Regions from separate parts of the Mus musculus genome. Here region 1 is linked to region 2. The links are chromatin loops, found by intact Hi-C in ENCODE. Cell type or tissue: left cerebral cortex. All regions are shown on one strand. Links, peaks and the distances in the headings refer to the core of each region. The heading gives the core; the rest is flanking DNA.

The links. Hi-C counts contacts between places; a loop is a spot of excess contacts. Peaks named below come from ENCODE experiments on the same cell type or tissue, not always from the same donor. Only the 100,000 strongest peaks of a DNase experiment are listed, where the experiment ranks them.
Region 1: it touches region 2 in a loop (8-fold over the local background); 3 of 42 quality-filtered maps call a loop at or near these places.

What each region holds. Positions count from the first base shown.
Region 1 is chr3:65,257,526-65,269,415 of GRCm38, reverse strand. It overlaps Kcnab1 (potassium voltage-gated channel, shaker-related subfamily, beta member 1), which reads right to left. Exons shown (of 14, transcript NM_010597.5): 2 at 2,882-2,925. It overlaps A330015K06Rik (RIKEN cDNA A330015K06 gene), which reads left to right. Exons shown (of 5, transcript NR_126080.1): 3 at 5,456-5,561. Among named protein-coding and RNA genes, the nearest start is that of Gm52605, 13 kb to the left of the region's middle. In left cerebral cortex, for the core only: no CTCF peak of the experiment used is centred there; DNase peaks (open chromatin) are centred at 6,057, 6,562, 6,983 and 8,705; H3K27ac peaks cover 2,028 bases.
Region 2 is chr3:65,108,276-65,120,165 of GRCm38, reverse strand. Kcnab1 (potassium voltage-gated channel, shaker-related subfamily, beta member 1) reads right to left here and starts at 11,152. Exons shown (of 14, transcript NM_010597.5): 1 at 10,174-11,152. The coding sequence starts at 10,394. In left cerebral cortex, for the core only: no CTCF peak of the experiment used is centred there; DNase peaks (open chromatin) are centred at 3,047, 4,819, 5,274, 9,471 and 1 more place; H3K4me3 peaks cover 1,292 bases; H3K27ac peaks cover 203 bases.

The DNA.
Region 1 (11,890 bases), core at 2,182-10,181, 150 kb before region 2:
TATTAACAAACCTTGAGCTCTTCCCCAGGACTAGAACTCAGAGTATCCTGTGAAGGTTCCATCACAGGAAAAGACAAATTGGTTTGAAAAGAGAGAGCCTGAGATGAGAGCTCTACTGAAGGGATTTACTCCCCTAAACCACTAACTCCCTAGGAAAGTGTTTTTCCTGGTGCAGCTACTATGACACCCAGTGGCTATTGGCCGTGTTAGACAAGGGTAAGACTGCATCTCTAACCAGCACAGAACTTGGCAGCACCTTCTAGATGCTGCTGGATTTTGCAGACATGCAATATAGGAGATAGGATCATGGGGGCCTGCAACAGACTTCCAGAAAGCCTCTTAGATCAAGCATCACGTAGCAGGCTCAGAGATCAAGCATCACGTAGCAGGCGAAGATTCCCTCCCAGGAGAACCTTGGAGGCTTCCGAATAAAAGTTTCAAAGTTAGAACCTGGGATGTTGGTGGAACCAGGACAGGGGGCATTTGCTGAGAAAGGCTTCAGGCTGGTGCGTGAGATGCCACTCATGTGCTACAGGTGGCAGCACTAGAATGGCAGGGCTGCCCAAGGCCACTGAGGTCCAGATGATTCCATCATCCATTCCAGGTGCCAGCTACGCATTCGCATGTGCGAGATTCCATGCCGCAGACCCTCTGGGTCCAGACCAGACTTCACAGACTACAGTAGCAGAAGCAGCCCTTCCTCTGTCTGGCAGGAATTCTGTTGAGTCTGTGCATCTCTAGTTAACACCTCTAGATGTCAGGATTTCTCATGGGGGGAAACGAGTTCATGTAAAGGGGGCATTAGTGGGCACACATCCTGCTCTCTGCCAGCTTTCATGCCTCTTGCCTGGGAATCAGATAGCCTGGTTCCTGCTGGGAATCACTCCTTTCCTCAGTGAGCTATAGACAGAGATGCTCATTCCTGCTATGCCGCTTGTCTCTGGTTTTGGCACCTCAGCCTCCTCAGAGACCCAACCATGGGCTGCTGTCCACCTGCTTGTCCAGGCATTAATAACGCTGAAAACTCCTTGCTCCTAACAACCCATCTCAATGTCCCTCTTGAACTTACATCTGAGACTTTCACTATGGAGATGCAGGATTTAATGTTTTCCATGGTGACTTTTAGTCTCGCTTTGGCCCACCTTTTCCTTGCTCTGACACCATCTCTCTCTTCTAGAACAAAATCTTTATTCCGTGCTAAGGTATATTAGAAGTATTAACTTTCTTTTTTTCTTTCTTTTTCTTATGAGGGATCACAGTTACATGACTACCTTGAATCTTACCAGGGACTTTGAACTTTTGAACAATGGTGGAATTGTTAAGATCAGGGGAGTCTTGCAGCTCAACTCACTTTGCAATGTGGAATGGCCTCGGAGGAGTAGACATTCAGGAGGAGGGTGGAAGGTATAGGTAAAATTGATGTTTGGGGGTGTCAGATTGACAGCCTTCAATGTCAACTTGACTAGATTGAGAGTCACGTGAGGCACCATCTGGTGTGTTTGCGATAACATTTCTAGAGAGGTTTAATTGAGAAGCGAACACCCACCCTGAATGTGTGTGAAGAGAGGAGACTGAACTGAGCCCTGGTGGGAGGGAGTCTGGGGGTGGGGTGAGTGATAGGGGGAGTCATGGGGGTAGGAGACAGGGAGGGGGGGACAGGGCTAGGGATGGGGGAAGGGGGATGAGACAACAATGAGGGTGGTGCAGAGGTTCCTCCATTTGTATTTTTTTTTTGCTGAGGCCGTTTCAGGTTAAACTAGAATCTGATCTCCTTGGTGGAGAATCCCATGGAAAATTACCCAACTCTATCCTAGGAGCCAAACGTCAGGATGTTCTAGCTGACTTATCTTAGCTTTTGTTAAAGCTGCTTGTTTGGATCCTCCTCCAGCTCATGGTTGATCTTAGCTGCCTGCTTGTGTGGAAATCCCCTCCAGCTGAGTAGCTGATTATCTTAACTTCTGTTCAAACTGCTTACTGTGTGAAGTCTCCCCTCTTCTCCTCTCCCCCACAGCTGATGAGGTGGTCTCTGCCCTTAAAAAACAGTGTTCTGGATACTTGGGACCACACCTAGGTCCCTGAACCCTTGGATATAGTCTCAGCCTGCTGGGATACTTTTAACTGGCCATTCACTGGGTCTGAATGGGCATCTCTGGTAACATGAGCGTTACATCTCTCTCCTCTTCCTGACTTCAGTCACAGTGTGACAGGCTGTGTCACAGTACCATACCATGACAGGGAATAAACATCTCCATCCCCCAAAGCATTCCCAATCTCCATTTGTTCATTCCAGATCCTGCTGCCATGGAATAGTTGCATCCACAATTAAGATGAGTCTTCCCATATCAACTAGCATAATCAACATAATGCCTCAGAGAAATGTCTAGAGGATCATCTCCCAAAGTATGATTCCTTCCATTGAAAACATTTTGTGTGTGCATTATTTCAGTCTGCTATCAAGAATTTGAAGCAGGTTTTAAAAAAGCAAATAAAATAATAGCAATATCAGAAAATAAGTGAAGAAATTAGTCAAAGGGAAAATTAGGATAGACAAATTTCAGGTAAACCAAAGGCAAGGTGAGGCGAGCATATAAGTGTATATTTATATCTTGCACACCAAATAAGTAGGAGAGGTACATGGTCCTTGTACTCTAAGATGGCTTCCCACTTGAGGTAGAAGATCCCATGAATATGATGAATCCTTGGGCCTAGACAGGTTGATGAGCATGCTGGACAAGGAAAGCCTTCCTCAGGGGGAAAATGGGGGCAAAGCTGGACCATGTCCTCCTGAGACAGGGCCCTGACGTACATCACACCACTTTCTGGTATCTCCTCAGTCTCATGCCTTCCCCCTCACTGTCCCCATAACACCCTGAGTACTTACCAAGACCCAAGCATGAAACTCTGAGTCCTGATTTCCCAAGATTCCTAGAACAAAAAAGAAAGCAATATATTATCACCATTTGTGCATGTGAAGCAGCACACAACCCTGAACGCTACCTTTCTTGACAAGAGCTGAGGCAGGGGAATGCCCACCAGTGCCTTTGGAATTTCTTTCACCACTATTCTGTTTTTCATTGCTATTTCACTTTGAAATTGAGAAACTCAAAATCTCAGGCTTAGCCTAGGAACAAAACATACCCCACAAAATGAAGCTTTTCAATTTTAAATTGTCTTTATCAATTTGATTCTACATTTACTGTCATGCTCTTTTCTTTTAGAATGTGAGTTTTTTCCACAGCAACAGAATTTACCCTTTTCACTAGCCAACTGTCAATCATTCATCACAGACATGACACAGAGTAAGCACTTCATAAATGTTGACTTATTGACCGACTTCTAAAATAGAATATTACTTCCATATGAAGAACACACACAAAACTGTGTCTACTATAACACACTTTTATACCTGGTTGCATAAAATTATCGCAGGAAGCTCAGATAACCCTTTAGAGAAAGAGTCTTATTTTCTTCCTCTCTATTTTTTTTCTGCTTTCATCGCTCAAAGTTCATCAAGTAAAATGTACGTAGGTTTATATTTTGTGTAGTGTTGGAACCAGGAGCTCATTCATTTACCTACAGTCTGGCTGGAAATCCAGAATCAACCCATTTCTGTCCTCTCACTAATGCTTCTCAGAGAAGACACAGAGTTCTCAGTGGGCAACGGTATCATGGGGGTGGGAATTATCTCCTATTCTGGCCACGTGCTGTACACTCCCCTCCCCACTTTTGCTAGAGTGACACACTGACTGCTTTACCAGTTTGCTCTCCTCACTGTGTCTGCTTTGGTTTCTCTAGAGTTCATAATCAGGACTTTTACTTTTGCACTGTGACTTTTTTCTTCTTCTTCTTTTTTGTCTATAAAATGTCACCTAAGTGACACATGTAACTTTATAGCTAGTCAAGTACTTATCATAATGTGGAACTGAAAGACTCACTGTCTCCTTAGTGAAACCTTAGAGTGACCTTAGGAAGACGCTGTCTGGGGTTTGATTTATTCATTAGTGAGTAGGGATGTTGGTATCTGTGGCATTCATTTAGTATCATTGCTATGTGGATGGAATCTGAGTAACTATGATAGTGTTTTATGGAAAGCCAATACAGGGAGTTTGGTGAGTCCTACCTCCTGACCTCTAACAGATATGGTGCTGAGTCTTCCCACATTAACTAGATAGTTGCAACTGGAAAGCAACTTGCAGACAAATATACTTGAAACATGTTTTGAACTACTAGATAGGAAAAAAAGTAATTGGGCATCTTTCAGGAAAAAATTATCCTAAGATGTTGTTCTTTTGAGTTTTCAGAAATCATCAGGTGTATAATGTAAGATCTTTCTTTGTAGTCAGAAAGTCTGCTTCTTTACAAAGATGGGAATCTAGAGCAAAAATAGTTTAACAGGGAGAATAAAAACCACACCATCCAAGGTGAAACAAAACAAGTAAAATGTAAGTGAATACCTTAGTCTCCCAGGTAAGCCATCCAACGCTGATGAATAAGTAACTAGTGAGAGATCACTATGTTCCAGACAAGCTTTGGGACATAAAGGGGGAACAAAGCACAGCTCTCTACTTTGAAAGAACCCAGATTCCCAAGGAGGAAGGAGGTAGAGCCTAACATGCCAGCACAGATCAGTGGAGTGTGACCTGTCACAACAATTTTTGGGAACACGGGGTGGGCATTCTGATCTTGTCTTGAGAAAACTGATCTAAACAAGGCTTCCTGTGGAACTTTGACACCATTTAGTGATATTGAGAATAATATGGAGGAGTAATAGTACAGAACAAAGCATCAACAACCAACAATGCAAAGCAAAACAAAGCAGCTTTAAGGCTAAGCCTGTATAGACCAGAGTTCCTGCCCAATTAAAAAAAACCCAACAAGTTGGTGTGACTAGATGCTTTCTAAGCAAGAGATGTCCTATTTTCCCTATGACGTGAGATGATGAATGATCAGTAAGGATGGAAGACTACACTGAGGGAATCGTCAGCACAAACAAAGTGCTGAATAGCCACTTATTCACTTACCATTGCTACTTATAGAGAGGGCAGCCGTCCTGAAAATCAATGTCTTAGAAAAATGTGGAGGGTTGGGTGGGTGGGTATGGGGGACTTTTGGTATAGCATTGGAAATGTAAATGAGCTAAATACCTAATAAAAAATTAAAAAGAAAAAGAAAAATGTGGAATGAAAGGAAAGTTCAATTCCAGACAAATGCTGGCCCTACCAGAACCTCAGTGCTTTTGTTTCTTTTAACTCTTTAGTTCTATTACATTCTTCAAGTGTTTTATTTTTTCTATAGAGAATGCTTACTAAACTTACATGGTCATTTTAAAGTGAAAGACATTTTCTATATTTCAGAGGTTTCTGAATTATTCAACTTATTGCCCTTCCATCTTTTCAAGATGTGTACCACATAAATGAATCACTCTTGATACATGACTATGCTTCTCACTTTGCAGATGGAGAAGATGGAAGAAATTGCCTTTCATTCAGGGCATGGAATCTCAACACTACAGCAGTTATACCAAGTGGCCCAGCATCATCTTCCTGACCCCTCCCATCGATGTGAGTCAGAAAAATGGTAGTGGCCAGCTACTTGGACCCATTTAAACTCTCCTAGCTGACAGAAGCTCAAATACTTGGCCCGTATGAGAGTTGCCCATGAGCCTTGAACATACCATTTAATTCTTCATGCATATGTCTACATCATTATATAACTAAGTACATTTCTCACATTGAACTGTAACAAATCACCCGGATCCATTCTGTCACCTAGGGAGAATTTTCATAAGCACATCATAATCTTTTGTGACATTATGTATAAGGTTTCATTTTATTTCTTAATTCCTCAGAAGTCTTGGGCGAGGGGACAGAGGGTGTCTGAAAGGTCGTTGGATTTCCAACTACCTTGAATCCCTTTCTCATTTGATCCAAAATAGTCTTGCGGCACAGGCTTCCCTATTTTATCTGTGTCAGATACGCCAGAAGGAAGTCTCACCATGTTCATTTTTAGTATCTGTTCTTGTTCGACTCAAAAATAAAAGCTCCTCTTTCCCAGGTGAACCCGGAATGCTCCGCTGCTAATATTAGAAACAAATGACATCAATATGGGGCATGGGGCAGATCTGTCAGTCAAATTTTTGGAAATCCTGAGTCTTAAAGCTTCATCGAAGTGATCTGGAGGAAGGCTCTAGCTTGTGGAAAACTAACTGCAGTTTGGTTTCTGCTTTCTTCTGGGAGGGAGCTGTCCACTCAGTGAACACCCAGTCAGGCTATTCTCACGCAGTGGTTAATGCCCAGCATTGTTTTATGAGGCACCAGGCGCCTTTTGCTCTGAAGGTGATAATAGAATACCGTGAACTGAAATGAAGTATCATCTCAGTGCTGTACGCCACACTTCTGCTCCCAGTTCCTTTGCACATGGAAGATGCTAAAAGCAGAAGATTAGCAGTCCAAACGTGTTGTTTTAAATTGCCTGCTTCTGGATGAGTATATCTTAGATATTGTTCACAGTTTAAAACTGCTAGGCAGAGAGGAGTAGCTAGCTAAAATATGCATCTTGCATTTGACCAAGAAAGAAGCATATTACGCTTGACAAAAATCTCCCAATTTAAAGGATGTCACAGCAGGAATGGACCAAAAGCATATGTAAGAGGCTCCAGTTGCTGTGTAGGTGGAGGACACAGGCAGGCTGGGTCTGACCTGGTTTCCATGTGGCTGGAACACTACATCGATGATGACATCATTTGCTATATCTAGCACACCCTCTTTCTGACCCCACCACACTACACAATGTGCCAGGTCTTACCTGAAAATTGCTAAGCAGTCTGTCTTTTAACGAGGTACATTTAAGTTTCTTAAAACACATAAACATACAAACCAAAACAACCAACCAACTGAACAAATCCCCCCTAAAACCCGAACCAACAAAAATCTCAAAACAAAACCAAAATAACCCCCAAACTCTAGAATCCAAACTATATTCATTTGTTAAGCCAGATGGTAATGAGGCTCATATGGCACATTTCTATACTGTGAATATGACTACAGCTAGTGAATAGGAGATTACTTTGTGAGTGAATGGTAACTCTTCGGGGAACCACAAGCCACTGGAAGGATTTGGCCATGGATGCTAATGACAGAAAGTAATGAATAACATAGGACAGTGGCTCATGGTTATCTGTAGGTAGCAACAAAGTAAATGAGGTTGTTTTTCAGATTCTATAAAGATTAAGTCACTGTCAGCTCTAAATTCCAGCTAGATTGTTTTCTTGGGATGCACAAAATTCATCCATTTACCTGTATTATTCTGAAAAATTCTAGAGGAGTATAGGAAAGGAGACTTTTCTATAATTAATAAGTTTAAAATAGATGTATGGTGGCCTGTGTCATGAATCTCAGCACCCAGGAAGCAGAGGCAGGTGGGTCTCCGTGAGTGCAAACAAGCTAAGTATATGGAGTGAGAACTTGTCTTAAAAAATAAAAATGAATAAGAAGATGTACCACATTTTATGTAATACCAGGTAGGAATGGAGCTTAGCTGAATCTGAGGTAAAGGAAAATGTCGCTGTACCTTGAAAGCTGTGTCTCCTGACAGTTAGAAGGCACCCTTGTCGTTAAATATTCCTGAAGCCGTAAACAGATCCTCTCCATCCTATCAGAAACGAAGGTTCCAGGGCATGTCTTCATTATTACCCATTAGCATGGGCATAACATTTTAAATGGCCTTGACTTTTTAGAATACTATTTGCATCATGGTATGTTATTTACCCTTCTGTCCTTTTGTGGTTCTTTCTTGAAGATAATGGGAAGTGATACTCTAGTGAGGAGATTAGGTTCTCCCTAAGGTAGAAGGGAAAAGTGGCTACTTTACTCTATGACTATGCCATCCTCTTGAAACATTCACAAGGCTCTTTAAAAATCCACAACACAGAACTCTCTGCATTGCTCCTGGCTCCTTCAGGACAGCATATCCCATTTCTCTCCAGATTACTTGTTTTTCCTTGTTAAATAAACTTCCCCTTAAACCATCTTGAGCAAATCCTTTCTTCTGAGAAGACAAGATTGGAAGAGAAACCTTCACTTGGTATTAACCTTGAGCCATGTTCAAGGGAAGCCAAGTAGCATGTAGTTGCTGATCCATGGTACTTAAAGGGAGAGACATAATACATTGAATTGATAATTTGATTATGTTATACTAAAATAGCTTTGGCCTGAAGATGTCTCCATATTTTAGCCCTTGCATAATGATCCTGCAGCTAAGTTGTATATAAACTCACTAAAAGAGTAACTTAAATCCAGGTGGTGGTAGCACAAACCTTTAATCCTAGCGCTGGGGGAGGCAGAGGCAGAGGCAGAGGCAGAGGCAGAGGCAGAGGCAGAGGCAGAGGCAGAGGCAGAGGCAGAGGCAGAGGCAGAGGCAGAGGCAGAGGCAGAGGCAGAGGCAGAGGCAGAGGCAGAGGCAGAGGCAGAGGCAGAGGCAGAGGCAGAGGCAGAGGCAGAGGCAGAGGCAGAGGCAGAGGCAGAGGCAGAGGCGAGATCTTTGTGAGTTCAAGGTCTACAGAGCTAGTGCTAGGATAGCCAAGGCTGCACAAAGAAACCCTGTCTCAAAAATCCAAAAAAGAGTAACTAACTTAAGAATATAGTTTTGTGACAAATATCTGAGTCATGGGCAATCACAAACTGCCAAAGTGCTAGGCTGTGCTTAGATAAAGAAAACAGACAGTCTTGATGTTAGCAGTGTGCCAACACATTGTCCCTGGAACACATTATCTTCGTTCTCAGTGATGTGTGCCCACATTGCAGCGTAGAATTCTCTGAACTCTTCAGGGTTTGAGGACTGTTGGATTCATGACTCGTTTTCACCTAAACTCTGTAAAATATTTCTAAAGTTCTTAACAATCACAATAGTACATTTAAAAAAGGCATTGTGGTCTAAATATAAGACTGTGGGGTAGAGCCTCTGAGGCCTAAACCCTACACAAAAATTATATGCAACTGGGAAGTGCTGAGAGAGGGAGAAATAATCCCCCCCCCCCGGGAAGAACACACTGATTGTTATTCAATATCAAGTGGTCAGCCTGGAAAACATACATACAAGTAACATACAGACTGAAGATGCTGTGTGTGTGTGTGTGTGTGTGTGTGTGTGTGTGTGTGTGTGAGTGTGTGTTACATGAATGTAACAACAGTTAATGAAAATAGAGATTGTGAATTTGAAAGAGAATGGGGTGGGGGTTGGAAAGAGGAAAGTGAGAAATGATGTAATCTCAAACACAAACAAACAAATGACTATAAGTGGTAGAAGACTGGTCAGTTGGGGCAGTCAGGAAGAACTGTTTTAGGAAAGTGACATTTAAATTTAGAGCCAAAGGAGTCAGAACAGGGAAGCGCTCCACCTGCCCTCAGAATCTTCCAACTCCCTCAGTTAGGTGGCCAAAGACCTCTTCCTCCCTCTCCTTCCCCTGACCACCCCCATCCCCACTGCCATGCCCCCACCCCTACCTCAAGCAGATATCTGCTGCTTAGGTGCAGACCACATCATCCAGAACAGGAAAGAACCACGCCTGCCCTCTGAACCTGCCCACTCCCTTGCTTCAAAGCCCACAGAACCCAAGCCACTGACATCCCCACCAAGCACAGCACTTCTACAGGGGAAGATACCTACTGCTCAAGGTCAGGACACTCCTGTCAGAAGAACACATATCCACTGCTGAGCCAAAGGCTATGCTAGGTACCAGAAGTCAAGCCCCCAACAATGAAGGAGACTCCTGCTGGACCAGAGGTTAAGCCAGCCACTCAGAATACAGAACACAAAGACCAGAAAGACCAAAGAAGAAACAGAAACAAAGGAACAAAATACCTACCCAACAAAACAAACTCAGAAATCAGCTCCTATACATATACTCATCCTAAACCCAGGTGCCTAGATACCAGTTTAAGAGCACAATCAACAGCCAGGGTAATATGGCACCACCAGAGCCCAGCTATCCTACGAAAGCATCCCCTGAATATTCCAACACAACCGAAGCATGAAAATGACCTTAAAGCCAATTTTAATGAAGATGATAGAGCTTCTTCTTAAAGAGGAAGTGAAAAAAAATCCCTTAGAGAAAAGACAAACAAATAATGAGAGAAACTGAGTAAATCCTTTAAAGGAAACAAACAAAACCCAAAACAAAATAAAAAATCAAAACAAAAACTAAATAGATAAAGGAAATGAATGAAACTGTTCAAGACCTGAAAACGGAAATAGAAGCAAGAAAGGAAACACAAACTGAGGGAGCCCTGGATATGGAAGGTCTAGGTAAGTGAACAGGGACCTCATATGCAAGAATCACCAACAGAATACAAGAGATGAAAGAGAATCTCAGGTGTAGAGATATGACAGGGTAAATGGATGTATCTGTCAAAAAATGTTAATTCTTAAATCTACTGACACAAAACATCCAGGAAATCTGGGAAACGATAAAAAGACCAAACCTAAGAATAATAAGAATAGAAGAAGGATAAGATTTCCCAGCTCAAAGGCTGGGAAAAATATTTTCAACAAAATAGAAGAAAACCTAATGTAAGGAGATGCCTATAAAAGTCTAAGAAGCTTACAGAATACCAAGTAGATTGGACCAGAAACAAAAGTCTCCCTACTACATTATACTCAAAACACTAAGCATATAGAACATATAAAACAAAGAACGATTGCAAACAAAGTTGCAAGGGGAAAAAGCCAAGCAGCACACTAAGGCAGACCTGTTAGAATTACACCTGCCTCTATAACAAAGATTCTAAAAGCAAGAAGGACCTGGACAGATGTCTGATAAACTCTAAGAGACCATAGATACCAGCCAAGACTACTATATGCAGCAAAATTTTAACTACCATAGATGGAGAAAACAGTATATCCCATGACAAAGTCAAATTTAAATAATACCTACCCACAAATCCAGTCCTATAGAAAGTACCAGAAGCAAAATTCCAATACAAAGAGGTTATCAGCACCCACAGGAAATAATCTCACACCAGCAAAACCAAAAGAGGGGAAGAGCAGAAGTATGAGTGCGTGCACACATACACCACCAACACTACCAATGTGACAGGAATGAACAACCATTGGTCATGAATATCTCTCAATATCAATGGAATCAATTCTCCAATAAAAAGACATAGCTAACAGAATGAATGCACAATGAATCAATCTGCATACAAGAAATATACTTCAACATAAAAAGACAGAGTAAAGGGTTAGATAAGGATTTCCCAAGCAAATGAATCAGAGACGCACGCTGATGTACCTATTCTAATATCTACCAAAATAGATTTCCAACCAAACTTAGTCAGGAGACAGAGAAGGAAACTTCATATTTATGAAAAGAAAAAAATCCACCAAGATGATGTCCCATATCTGAATATCTATATTGCAAACACAAGGGTGCCCACATTTGTAAAAGAAATATTACTAAAGCTTTAAACACACCTAGAACTCTACACATAGTGGGAGACTTCAATATCTTACTCTTGCCAGTAGACAGGCCACTCAGACAAAAGCTAAACAGATAAATAATGGAGCTAACAGATGTTATGACTCCAATGGATCTAACAGATATCTATAGATCATTTTACTCAAATACAAAAGAAGTTATCTTCTTCCCAGCACCACATGAAACTTTCTCCAAATCTGACCACATACTGAGTCACAAAACAAGTCTTAACAGATAAAACAAAATTGAAATAACACCTTTTGTTCTACCAGATGACTACTGATTAAAGCTGGACTTCAACAACAATAGAAAGCCTACAAACCCATGGAAACTGAAAAACTCTTTACTGAATGGCCACTGTATTAAGGCAGAAATAAAGAAACAAATTAACAATTTTCTAGAATTCAATGAAAATGA
Region 2 (11,890 bases), core at 1,502-9,501:
GTCCCTTTAGCTCTGCTTTCTTACAGACATGTTCACATGATCTGAGGCAGGATGTTGGATGATCAGCTGTGAAGAACATCTCTGCCCTAGTCACTGAACCTCTGAATCTATTTTCTTCTCTAATAAAGAAACTTTATAGGTATAATGAGATGGTAAGATTATCCTGGATTGCCAAGACTAGCCTGGGTTTTACTGTACACATCCCAACTCCCTCGATGTGCTTGGTTTCATGATAACAGTCGTTTATCTTTTCTTCTTTAAAATGTAACAAATATATTTTGCATCACAATGAAAGCCTTCTGGAGTAAGACTACTAATATTTCTCCTAGCATTTCCTATTTTGTAAGTAAATACAGACACATGCGTGTGCATTTTATTACCAGATAAAATCTTGAAAGAGTGAAGAAAAGGGTCAAAGTTAGGAAAAGATGTAAAGACAGAAGCAGAACTTGGGATGCTTTGCTTGAAGGTGGAGGAAGGATTCACAGACCAAGAAGTGAAAGGGGTCCTTTCTACCCTGAAGCTTGCCAAGGAACATTTCCTGCTGACTTCTGTCTTTGGATTTCTCACTTCTATGTGAAAGGAAAAATACACAGGGCTTTAAGGCACTAGATCTGTGGTGATTTTATTACACTAGAAAAATTATATGCATAACATTTCTCAATTTGCTTTTTTAAACATTAGTTTATTTTGGTGGGGGAGTGGAGGGGGGCTTGAGGAGGTTAGAGAATGTCTTGAATCTTTCCTGTCACCACGTGGGTTGTGGGGATCAGACCCAGGTCACCAGGCATGATGGCATGTATATTTCCCCTCTGTGCCACTTCAGTGGCCCGAGCTTTGCTTAGTAGCCCTGTATCTCTCTTTAATTCACCTCTTGTTCTAAAGGACTACCAGAGAAGTTTCCACTGACCCTTTTAAAAAATATCTGGCACAAAAATCAAACTCTTAAACAACCCTCCTTTGACTTGGGAGTTACCCTGAGAGTTTGTGTGAAGCTGGGCCTCCCGATTTTCAGAGGACTACCTCCAGAAAAAATTGTATTTGAGTAAAAGCACAATGCAATGTTCCATGTGATTTTTGAGTGAGTAGTTGGGTTTTACTGTACATATCCCAACTCCCTCGATGTGTTTGGTTTCATGATAATAGTCATTTACCTTTTCTTCTTTAAAATGTAACAAATATATTTTGCATCACAAAGAAAGCCCTCTGGAATAAGATTACTAATATTTCTCCTAGCACTTCCCATTTTGTAAGTAAGTACAGACACTAGAATGCAGAAATGTGTGTGCAAACAGGGGTAGGAATCACTATCTTAGCAAGTCAGAAGTTCTGGTTGCATTCAATGCCCTAGAGGAACACTGTGCTGGGTCTTGAGCTGACGGAAAAGCAGCGTTCATTAAAGCCATGCTACTTCTGCAGTTGATTTTTATAATGAGCTTGTTGTGGACTTAACCCACAGATATTAAATAAAAATAAAATGCAGTAACATGAAAACCTAGATTAAAGTGGAAACTACCTTCAAAAGAAGTGATAGCTGGGTACTTTTTATAATGTGCTTCTTGGGAGCTTTCATTATAACAGAGCCCCGAGGAACGACGTGGGCCTGCCTGTAGACGCTAGGGCACCACACAGGGCTGAGTCACTTGTGGTATACAGCAGTCCTGAGAGATGTTAATGACAAATACAGAAAATTTTTCTTCCTGATTAATAGCATTCATATGTGGTTGCCTTTATGTCTACATGCCTAAAATATGCTGCAGTATCCTACAGAGACTTCTCAGTGGTTAAGAGCTCTGCCTGTTTTTCCAGAGGACCTGGGTTCAATTCCTAGCACCCACATGGCAGCTCACAACTGTTTGTAGCTCCAGTTCCAGGGGATCTGACACCCTCATGCAGATATACATGCAGGCAAAACATCAATGCACATAAAATATAAAATAAATAAAAATTAAAATAGAGTACCTGAGAAAATAAAATAAAAAATACTACAAACCATTAGTTTTCCTATCTAAATACTTAGCTGTTATTGACATTTTTTGTATTAAACATTTTTCTATTTCTCTATTTCTTTAATTGGCAGCATAATAACCTTTAGAGGTGATGATGGTCTTATAAAGTGTTCAGTTTTTCATAGCGTAATTCGACCCCTCTACTCTAAAAAGTTAGCATGCTTTTGAATCTTTCATACCACATTTTCAAATATTAGCTAAAATACAGGTTTCTTCTCTTTTAATTAATAAACCTGATCAAGAAATGAAAGCAAAGGTCCAGAGAAGTTTCTGGTTGGAGTAATCTTGTTATCTGCTGTCCAGATGCAACCAACATTGGATGGCTTAAAGAGGAGGTGGTCATCCTGGGACGGGTTTAAATGACATTAGCACAGTTGGGAATTATAAAATGAGATCTAGGAGGAATGGAGAGGGCTAGAACCATTCCGGAAATTAGTAAGCTGAGTTGTGGTAATGGTTTTCAAGTGCCGGAACCCTCAGGAGGCAGGAAATTACAGCTAGCTCATTTTCCTTTCAATGGAGAACAGGCACAGAAGATTCCAATGTAGCTTTTAAAGAGGGAACGTACCAGAAGGGCTGTTGTATAACCGAGAAGTGTACTGATTCTTGGACGGCGCAGCAGTAAAACAGACAGGCCACCTAAAGAGGAGCAAGGGCCAAATGGAAAAGTCCCTCTCCCCGGTGTCTACAGGAGGTTGGTTCTCTGTGAACCACCCTGTGTCTCCCTTGCTTTCTTACCCTTAGCCTTCTGTCTTCATTTCTCTCCCCGACCAGACTGTGGGGGTCCAGACAAAAGACAAGAGGTCTAAAAATGTTCACCCTTTCCTTTACGCTGAGGACCTAAGAGATGAATGGATGATCTGATTCTGAGAAAGACAAGCCCAACTCTTCCTAGCTGCCGTAAAAGGAGATTACACAATATTTCTTCAGAGGCCTTTATAAGTAGTTGCTGCATGGAGCAAATTGGAAAAGCAGGGCAGATTTCTCACAGGGGCTGGACCAGATGGCCCATGCACGTGCTCTCAGAGTCCTCCCTGTCAGTTCCAACAAATAAAAATCACTGCTGGGCTTCTGGTTTGGTTTCTAATCTGGGGAACAGAAAACCAGCCTGTGATGATGTTTAAATATATTTCAAATCTCCTTTCAGGGGCAAGTTTTGTGGAACTGTCTCTAGTAACATGGAAGGTGTCAGTCTCCAGTGCCATGTGAGTATTTCTGTCTAGCACTGACATGTGGCCCTGTCTGTTTACCTGACTGGTTAGTGAGTCTCTTTCTGAGGCATTAGTACTTTTAGATGCTGTGATGGTATCCACGCCATCATCTGGATGTTAACTCACGTCTCAGTTTAGGATATACAACCTTATAGATTTGACGTGGTGGCACTTTGGGATACTTTGCTTCTTCACAATGTTAAAAAATGGGCCAAGACCCAGAAGTTGAAAACTAAAAGCTAAAGGTCCATCAAAGACTTGACAAACCATTTAGTTAGAGTGATCAGATGATCAATATGAATAGCCATCAATATTGAAAATATCTGCAGTACATTCAGGTTCATCGTAAATTGTCCTCAATACTCTATTTTCTAATTCTAATTAGGATTTCTAATTCTCAACTGCTGACAGAACTATTTCTTAAGCATGAAATATAATTAGCCTCTGATATGAAATCATTTTTATCATGTCTAATTAGTATTTGTCTCAATGGCTTTGACAGTCTTTAAAGTATTTATTTATAAATGTGAGGAGGTGAGAGAACGTATTTCCAAGAATCAATTCTCTTCCTCTACTGTGGGTTCTGGGTGAAGCCAGTTGTTAGACCTGCACTACATCTTGCTGGCTCAGTTTTGAAATTATTATTATTATTGTTATTATTTTTGTGATTAAGGATATATGTTTATTTATTTAGGACATGTGTAAAATACTGCAGTTTTTTTTTTGATTACACAAATAGATATTCGTCTCTTCACTAATTTAATTGATTATCTATGGACATTGTGGATTTCCATCCATAAACTTTTGTTGTTATATCTATTCATTTATTAGTTGTAATAATTATTTACAACTTAGTTACAACTGACTGACTAATTAACAATCAGTTTGTTATAACAATTCTAATAATGTGCCTGTAGTTCTTTTTTATTAGATATTTTCTTTATTTACATTTCAAATACTATCCAGCTTTGAAATTCTTAATGGATACTTGTAAACTAATGCTTATGAATTCTATTATTCTCATAAAGGTATTTTTCTTGCTTAACAGAAGTTTTGAGACACACTCAAAGAAACGAAGATTCCCCTACTTTGATCAAATTTCTTTGCCTCAAATCTCATACTACCCACTTCTGAATCTACCAAAGAAAGAGTGTTAGTTTGATTAAGGGAGTTTGCAAAACTCAAAGTGAATCTTGGGAATTTGATTTCTCTTTCAAATTTGATAGGATCCCTTTCTCCTCTCAGAGCACTTACTCAATTCCCCTAAGTTGAAAAGTTTGCAGAAATGAAAAACAGAAGAACTTCTCTAACACGACAACATTTCCAAGGAGAGTCACTGAGTGAGCTGGAGATTAATGGCTTCATGAGGCGCAACTAAGAGAACGAGATGGTTCTGCAGACTCCTTGGATCAGTTCCTGCACATACACAAGTGCTCAGGCCTGGGCAACAGCACATATATACATAGCCGCACACACCTACCCTATACTTACGGAGCCATGGAACTCGGACAACGTTTGCCTGACAATATCCGGGGCCCCCTTCCCTCCCACCATTTTTCTCACCATCCCATGGATGCCAGACTTCTGGCTGCTGCCTTGCAGAGGTGGAATAAACTCTGTGAGATTGACTCAGCCACTACTTTTTAGGAAGGTTCCACCACCTCCCCATTCTCACCATATTGGCTTTGAGGCAGAGAGGAAAGCCCACACCTCTGCCTCAAAATGGCATTCACCAAATTTTCTCTAATTAAAAGTTTGGCATTTTAAGTAACCAGGCTACTCCCTTCTCTGGACTAAGCTCAGCTATTTTCATCTGAAGCACAACTACAGATCTGGCTCTTCTGCATCTTTTTCAGTTCACCATTTTCTCCCACTTTCCCCACATGAATACACCACACACACACACACACACACACACACACACACACGCACACACACACACACACACACACAGTGCTTTTTATGCAATCAGTTGATAAGATTGATCTTTGCTCCCAATTTCTTTGATTTAAAATCCACCCACTATTTGTGGGAGGTACCAGGCGATGAATGCAACATGTGCTTGAGAGATGCGGCTATGAGGAGTGGCACAGAAGCAGCATCTGGGATAGGGTCTGTGCAGCTTTGATTTTTGCTAAGAGCAAGAGTGCTATGAAATTCAATGCACATTCTTTTTATTTCAGATCTAAACTCCTAGATCTTGGGAGAACTGCCAGCGTAATTGTTGCCTAATTGAACTGTGCGCAGACACTGTTCAAATTCCTTGGTTGGTCCTTCATTGCTGATGGTCACTCTTTGTCTTGATGTCTTACTCTCACTCCCCATTGATACAATAATATAACCCCCTTTGTGGCTACAAGATTCTCTCTCTCTACTTCTCTGAAAAAGTCCTCCAAGGAGAGAAAAGGCCATTTCTAAAAGACAACATTCTTTCCATTTCCAATAATATAATAATCTTAAAAGAATGAAATTCAGAGATGGATTTTAGATTGGTGACTTCCAAGCACTAGTAACCAGAGAGGAAGTGATGGGTTTGAGGCAACAGCAGGAAGAGGCCTTGTAACTGTGCAAACACTGACTCCACACAGTGGTGAAGCCACATAGACACATCCAAACAAACATATGCATGGCTGGTGAAACTGGAAACAATTCAGTTTTACCAATCAATTTTCAAGTTTTGAAGCCATCGTATCATTATGCGACCACTGGAAATTTAATGGGCCATGGAAATTGTACACTTAAAAAAAATCCCGAGTGTCTATAATTATTTTTTAAAAGTTTAATGGTAAAATGCAGCTAGCTAAAACAGAAAAATTTGAAGTTCTTAATGGAATTTAAAGATTATTTTTCAGGTGTGAAATATTGCTTTTGCAAAGAAAACTTTAAAATACTGCAAAGCCTATTTTCAGCTTCATATACTCTAACTGAAAATCAGGTTTATGTAACAATACAGTGGGAGGTCATATTGTTATGGTTCAACATTTCTTGATTAAATTGAGTCTATCAATATTTAAATTATTATAGAACTAAAGCAATAATTTCAGAACAGGAAGATGGGTTTGATAAATACAAATATGTTGTTATATAATAGGAGAAGCTCCAAACCATGTCAAGCATTAGCAGCTGTAACATTCTACAAAGTTTTCTTAAAACAGAACAACTCACCAACAAACAGAAAAAGCAGTCAGTGAGGAAACCTGGCTTAACCTCTGAGTAGCTCTGTGTGGGTTGAAGGTCCCTATGCATCTGCCACTTGGAGATTTATCACATGTGCTTGCAGAGTTTCCACCAAGCTATCATGCAGTGGTGAACACACACCTAAACCATAGGAAAAGCTAAAATCAACTAACTGCCCTGCATTACCAAAGCACAGAACTGTCTTAGATATAGATAGCTCCAGAGTAAATGTAATGAAGTCTTGCTACTCCGCTAGCAGTAACATTTGTAGCATGTTCTTGTAGGTTTCTTTTTCCACAAAAGCCTTGAAAACACTAGCCAATTTGATAGAAGATCTGTACCTAGTCATGGTGTGACTATAGTTACATTTGCAAAATTTAGAAGATTGTATAAATATATTGTTTCTCAGCTCCTAGTTTTATGAGCTCTTGACCTATGGTTGGTATTCTTACCCTTAAGACTTGAGACTTAAATGTCACAGTCACTATAGAAGCAGAAAGAAGTTCCTTTATTTCTCAAGGTTATAAGCAGGTCCTCAACTGTCAGGGAGCACTGGTCCCTTATAGCAAGGCTGAACCTGAGTGGGTGGCTCTGCACAGTGAGTAGGAGATCTGGGTAGTTACATGGCCAAGAAGAAATCACTTGTCAGAGGCCATCCCATGAGAAAGCGAGCCCTTCACAATCTCCCTGACAGGCCAAATGGCCTCGTGCTAGGAGCTGGCTATCACTCCCTCCTCCCTATTCCCTTCCTGGCACCTGAGGTTGTAAAAGCTGAATTACAGTCCCCTCTTCCCTATCTCTTCCTGAACTCCCATGCCATCCAAGGACATGAGTTACGCCTGAGCCCAGCCTGACACCCAAGGCTGTCAAGGAGGATCTATATTCCAGAGATAAGATGCAGAGTGCCCGCTGCCTAGCGCCTGACTTCGGCCCCCATGTCAGCAGATGCCCACTTCTTTGTTCTTTGTAAAATTCCCCTTCGACCCCCTCCCTATTCCCTGAGATGTATGCTTTAAAATCAAGGCACCTCAGCCTAATAAACGAGACCTTGATAGGTGCCCTTCTTGGTCTCCTGCCTCTCCTTCCCTTCCTCTCATTTCCTTCCAGGTTTGCGGTCCCCCTCACACCCACGAATGACTGAATCCCTCGGGCCGGGATAATCACTCCATATAGACAAAGGCACATTTGGTTGCCTCAAATAGGAGTATCCCCTTAGTGCATAGGCCTACAAGAGTGTGTCACAACAGAAAATTCCAATATCTACTTGCTAATTATGGTACCTTTTTCCAACTTGAAGCTATTTCCTAAGCCTTGGTGGCTTCTGCATTTGAGGACTGGTGTATAGAGTTCTGGTGTATAGAGAAGGTGGGCGATACATTATTACTGACTGAATGAATACTGTTTCAACCCACAAAATTCCTATGACAACTTTTTGTTTAGCAGACACTTCAGATTCTGAAGGAATAGATGAACAAGATTCCTGGATCTCCCGACCTCCAATTCCCCTCAGGATTTTGTGACTATTACTAAAAGCTCCAATGTGGAAACTGTCTTCAAGAATATGAGCATTATAATCATAAGTCACCAGTAATTTACTGTTCTTGCTCATTCCACCAGTCTCTCCCCAGATTCTGTAGACAAGCCAATCACATTCCTTATTGCACAAAATCACTTACTATTTATTCTTAACAATCACTCAGTGCACTCATGTTATATTCTAGATGAAACAATGTAACAAAAACATAACTCAGGCAACAAAAATATTCCCACTATTTTGGGCAAGCACACAGTAATTGTCCCACTCCTCTATCACCTAAGAAAGCCTGGCATGCAGATGGCACTTTCTCACATGTCTTATATGTCTCTCAGTCTCAGTAGAATTTAAAAGCTGGGAGCTGGATTCACACATACATAAAGCACCTGTCCTCGATGGAGTGGCTCTGAATGAGAAGAGGAGTGGAAAAGAACCATTATGTTTGGTTACCACAAACTCAAGAGTGCTGAAGAACCCAGATGATTGTTAGTGAAGAGCTGTGCTTAGCTGCAAGGGAGGAGAGACATCCAAATGAGTGGTTCCCACACCGACCTTCTGGGGAATTCGACAGTTACAGTCCAATCCAAGTTCAACTGTGTTGATAGGAAACCTTAACAGAGAGCCCCTGACTGCAATAGCCCAGTAAGACCAAACTGTTCCATGACAATCCCCTGCAAGACAACTATGAAGGTGTGACCACAGACAGGAGGGGTGTGACTTTTAAACTTCTGCCTTAGGGGAAAACTGTTTATTGTTCTCTCAAACTCTGCAGGCCCCCATTGGAGCCACCTCACCCTGATGTGTCTTGCTCTTGGACTCTGTCCAGGAGGCAACAGCTTATCTCCCCCAGCAGCTTAGCTATTGGCCCAGCAGCACCTACCATGCACAGGACTAAGGCTACATCTGTGCCACAGCAGCTACACAGAAACTGCCAGAGAACTAGAGACCGAGGTCTCATTTGGAGAAGTCATTGGATGGGGCCGTCTGTCCATCAGAAAAGCAAAGGAAAGAAGAGGGCTCACAATGCTGACACTTGGAGGGAATGGACCACAGTCAGGGGGTTCATTTGGTGGCTTGCCCTCACCCTGCAGTTGTGGCCCAGAGCTACTGCTCTGGCTGGCTTCCCAGTCTGTTGACAGGTTTTCTTTCTCAGTGGCTTGAAAACATCAGAAGGACAAGAAGACTTGCTGTTGCAGTGGGAGGCTTCCCTTAAATCTGCAGATAAACTTTCATCAAGGCCAACTTCTCTAGAGAAGTTTAACGGCTTACTTCATACAGACAGCACAATCTTAAACGTACAGTATTTTAATTGTCCGGAGTTCATCCATCTTATCCTAAAATCTGGTCTCTAGCAAACGAGGGAGAGAAAAAAGGAAAACAATGACCAGTTACACCTGCAAATGAGAAGAGCCGAAGACCTCGGAGGATGTGTCAGCTGCTGCTCTTCTTTGGGTCCCTAAATACTGAGAAGTGCAGAGGAACTACAGCGGGGCTACGGAGCCCATGGCCAGAGTGCTGATGCAAAGCAAACATAATGAAGTGGCAGGGATCGCATTATGGAACGGAGAACTGTTTTTACTACAGGAAGATTTCTATCTACGAAAACAACCAATTCAGTTGTGATACAGGAGACAGGGACACAGACATTCACCGGCACTGAAAAGCTGGTCCCCTGTATTTAACAACAGTCGCACTTCATTCACTTCAGGCAGTAATTTAGATTTCAGTACAGCAGTGTTCAGTCTCTAACACCGTTGTAGGTGTTTCTTGCTACCACAAACCTTCCTTAATAAGAGCTGGGCTTAACATGTTCCCTCGGTCTCTCAAAGGGAAGAGTGCAGCGTGGGATGGGAAACTATTCTGAAAAGCATAAGCGTAGAATCGACAGCCTGTGCATCAAGCAGGACAAACACTTCTGCTCTTGACAAACTGTCCTAGTAGAAAAGAGTTCCTAGCTCTTAGGTGTGTTTTCTCCGCTCTCTGGAACTCATTATGGTCCTAAGGTGTTCGTAACACTTAGAATATAAAAAAATGGGCCACATCTTAAAGATCGCACTTGTGCATGCACAGCAGCTTGGCCCTTTTCAGCTCTCCCCCCACAAAAGGCTAATTTCAAAGCAAACACCTGAGAATTCTAAATTAAGCAAACAAGCGCTGAGTTAAGTCACTTTCAAACAGGAACAACTGCCTGGCTGAACCGTCAAAGAACACAGAAACCCCGGGCAGAGGGACCTCACCATACCTATATTTCATGCCAGTCTGCTTTGCGGTGGACTCTTTGAGAGAAATGTGATGCTGAGGGGTGAAGGTCCCCAGGCTGCGAGCGATGATAGCGACAGTGCGGAATTTGGCCCGGGCTGCGTTCACCACATTGGGGGCGTTGGAGCTCTGCTTGCTCAGAAGTCGGTCCTCACCATTTCGACTCTTCAAATTGTGCTCTGTGCAGGCTATGGAGACTTGCATTGCTTCCCAGGACAGAGCAAGGTCCTCTCAGAACCCCACAACACAGGCGGTCGGCAGAGGGTGAGCAGTTGGGGGGATTTCGGCTGTCTTTTAACCCCTCTTGCCCCCCTTCCTGGATGCCTTCAGAGGAGTCCCAGCAGCTGACTTCAGGACCCACACAGTGGCAGAAGAGGCTGAGGGGCAGGACAGAGTCCCCGGGACCCAAAGAAGTAAACAGCCAAGCTGGAAGTTGCCTCGGCAGCTGGAGCGCGAATCAGCCTCTCCAATCTTCCCAGGCTGTGATCTCGGCTGATTAAACAGCCAGATCCATGTGGTCAGGAGGCTGGTGCAGAAGCCTAGAGCTGAGCATTCATGGTGACTGCACACAGCCCTGCCTGGAGCCAGTCCGAGGTGCCTGAATGCAGAGGGCTGGTTTCTGGGCGCTGGCTCAAAGCAACGCAGGCATACCGCAAGATGCGCTGCTAGCACCCTCTGGATCACAGGCAGGAGGCTCAACTGGAGAGGAGCATCCCAAGAAGCAGCTCACAGCAAGCAGGACCCCGCGGACCCGTGGTCTCCATCCACTATGCCTGCCAACTACCTCGCTCCTGTGCTTAGGAGAATGCGGAGGTGGAGGCTTCTCAAGACCCCTCCCCACTCATCCTCGGGCAAAAGCTGGGTCTCCTGAGCCAGCACTTACTTGGTTAGCGACTGCATAGAAGAGCTGGGAGGTCCCTTTAAGGAGCGCCTTGCCTTTGTGTGCAGTGGGAAGGAAAGATCACTGTGACCACTCCTTACTGGAACAGGACTGGGAGGGCTGTTCCATCAGGGGGCTCTGCCTAGATGCCACCAAATTTTGCTGCAGCGCAGGAGTTGAAAAGGCTGAGTTGGGGAGGCTGAGTGGGGTGCTCTGAGAACAGCACACTACTGATTAACACGTGAATGCTCTTCTGACTTGCTGGAACACAGCTTGGAATTCAGATATTAGCCTTGTCAGGGTTCATATCCCCTCTGCATGTTATTTCTTATGCAGATAAGTTAGAAGTTTCCTGAAAAGCCACAGTGCAGTCTGGATGGAGTGGGGTCTGCTAACGTACTGCAAATTTATTTAAAATACCAGAGTAGAGACGTCTGGGATGCTGCAGGGAGCAATGGGTCCTCCCCGCTGGAGGATACAGGTGGGGGTAGGTGCAATGGGGGAGAAACAGGTCAGGAAAGTAACAGGATCCATATATATTGTCATGGCCACAGGGATGGGCAGCAAGAAGTTCTGTGAGCTGAGCCTGAACCCATATAAGATGCATTTCTTGTTTGGCTGGATGTTCCATTCAGAGCAACTGCTCAAGAAACCTGCTCAGACCAAACTATCAATTAGTTGATAATTCATCTCTCCATTTGAAGTATGAGAGAAATAACTCGTCCTATGAATTTGGTTAAATTATATCTTCTCCAAAAGCTTCTTTCTAAATGTGATCCCCAACAGACCCCACTGTCAAGGAGGAAGAAACAACAAACGC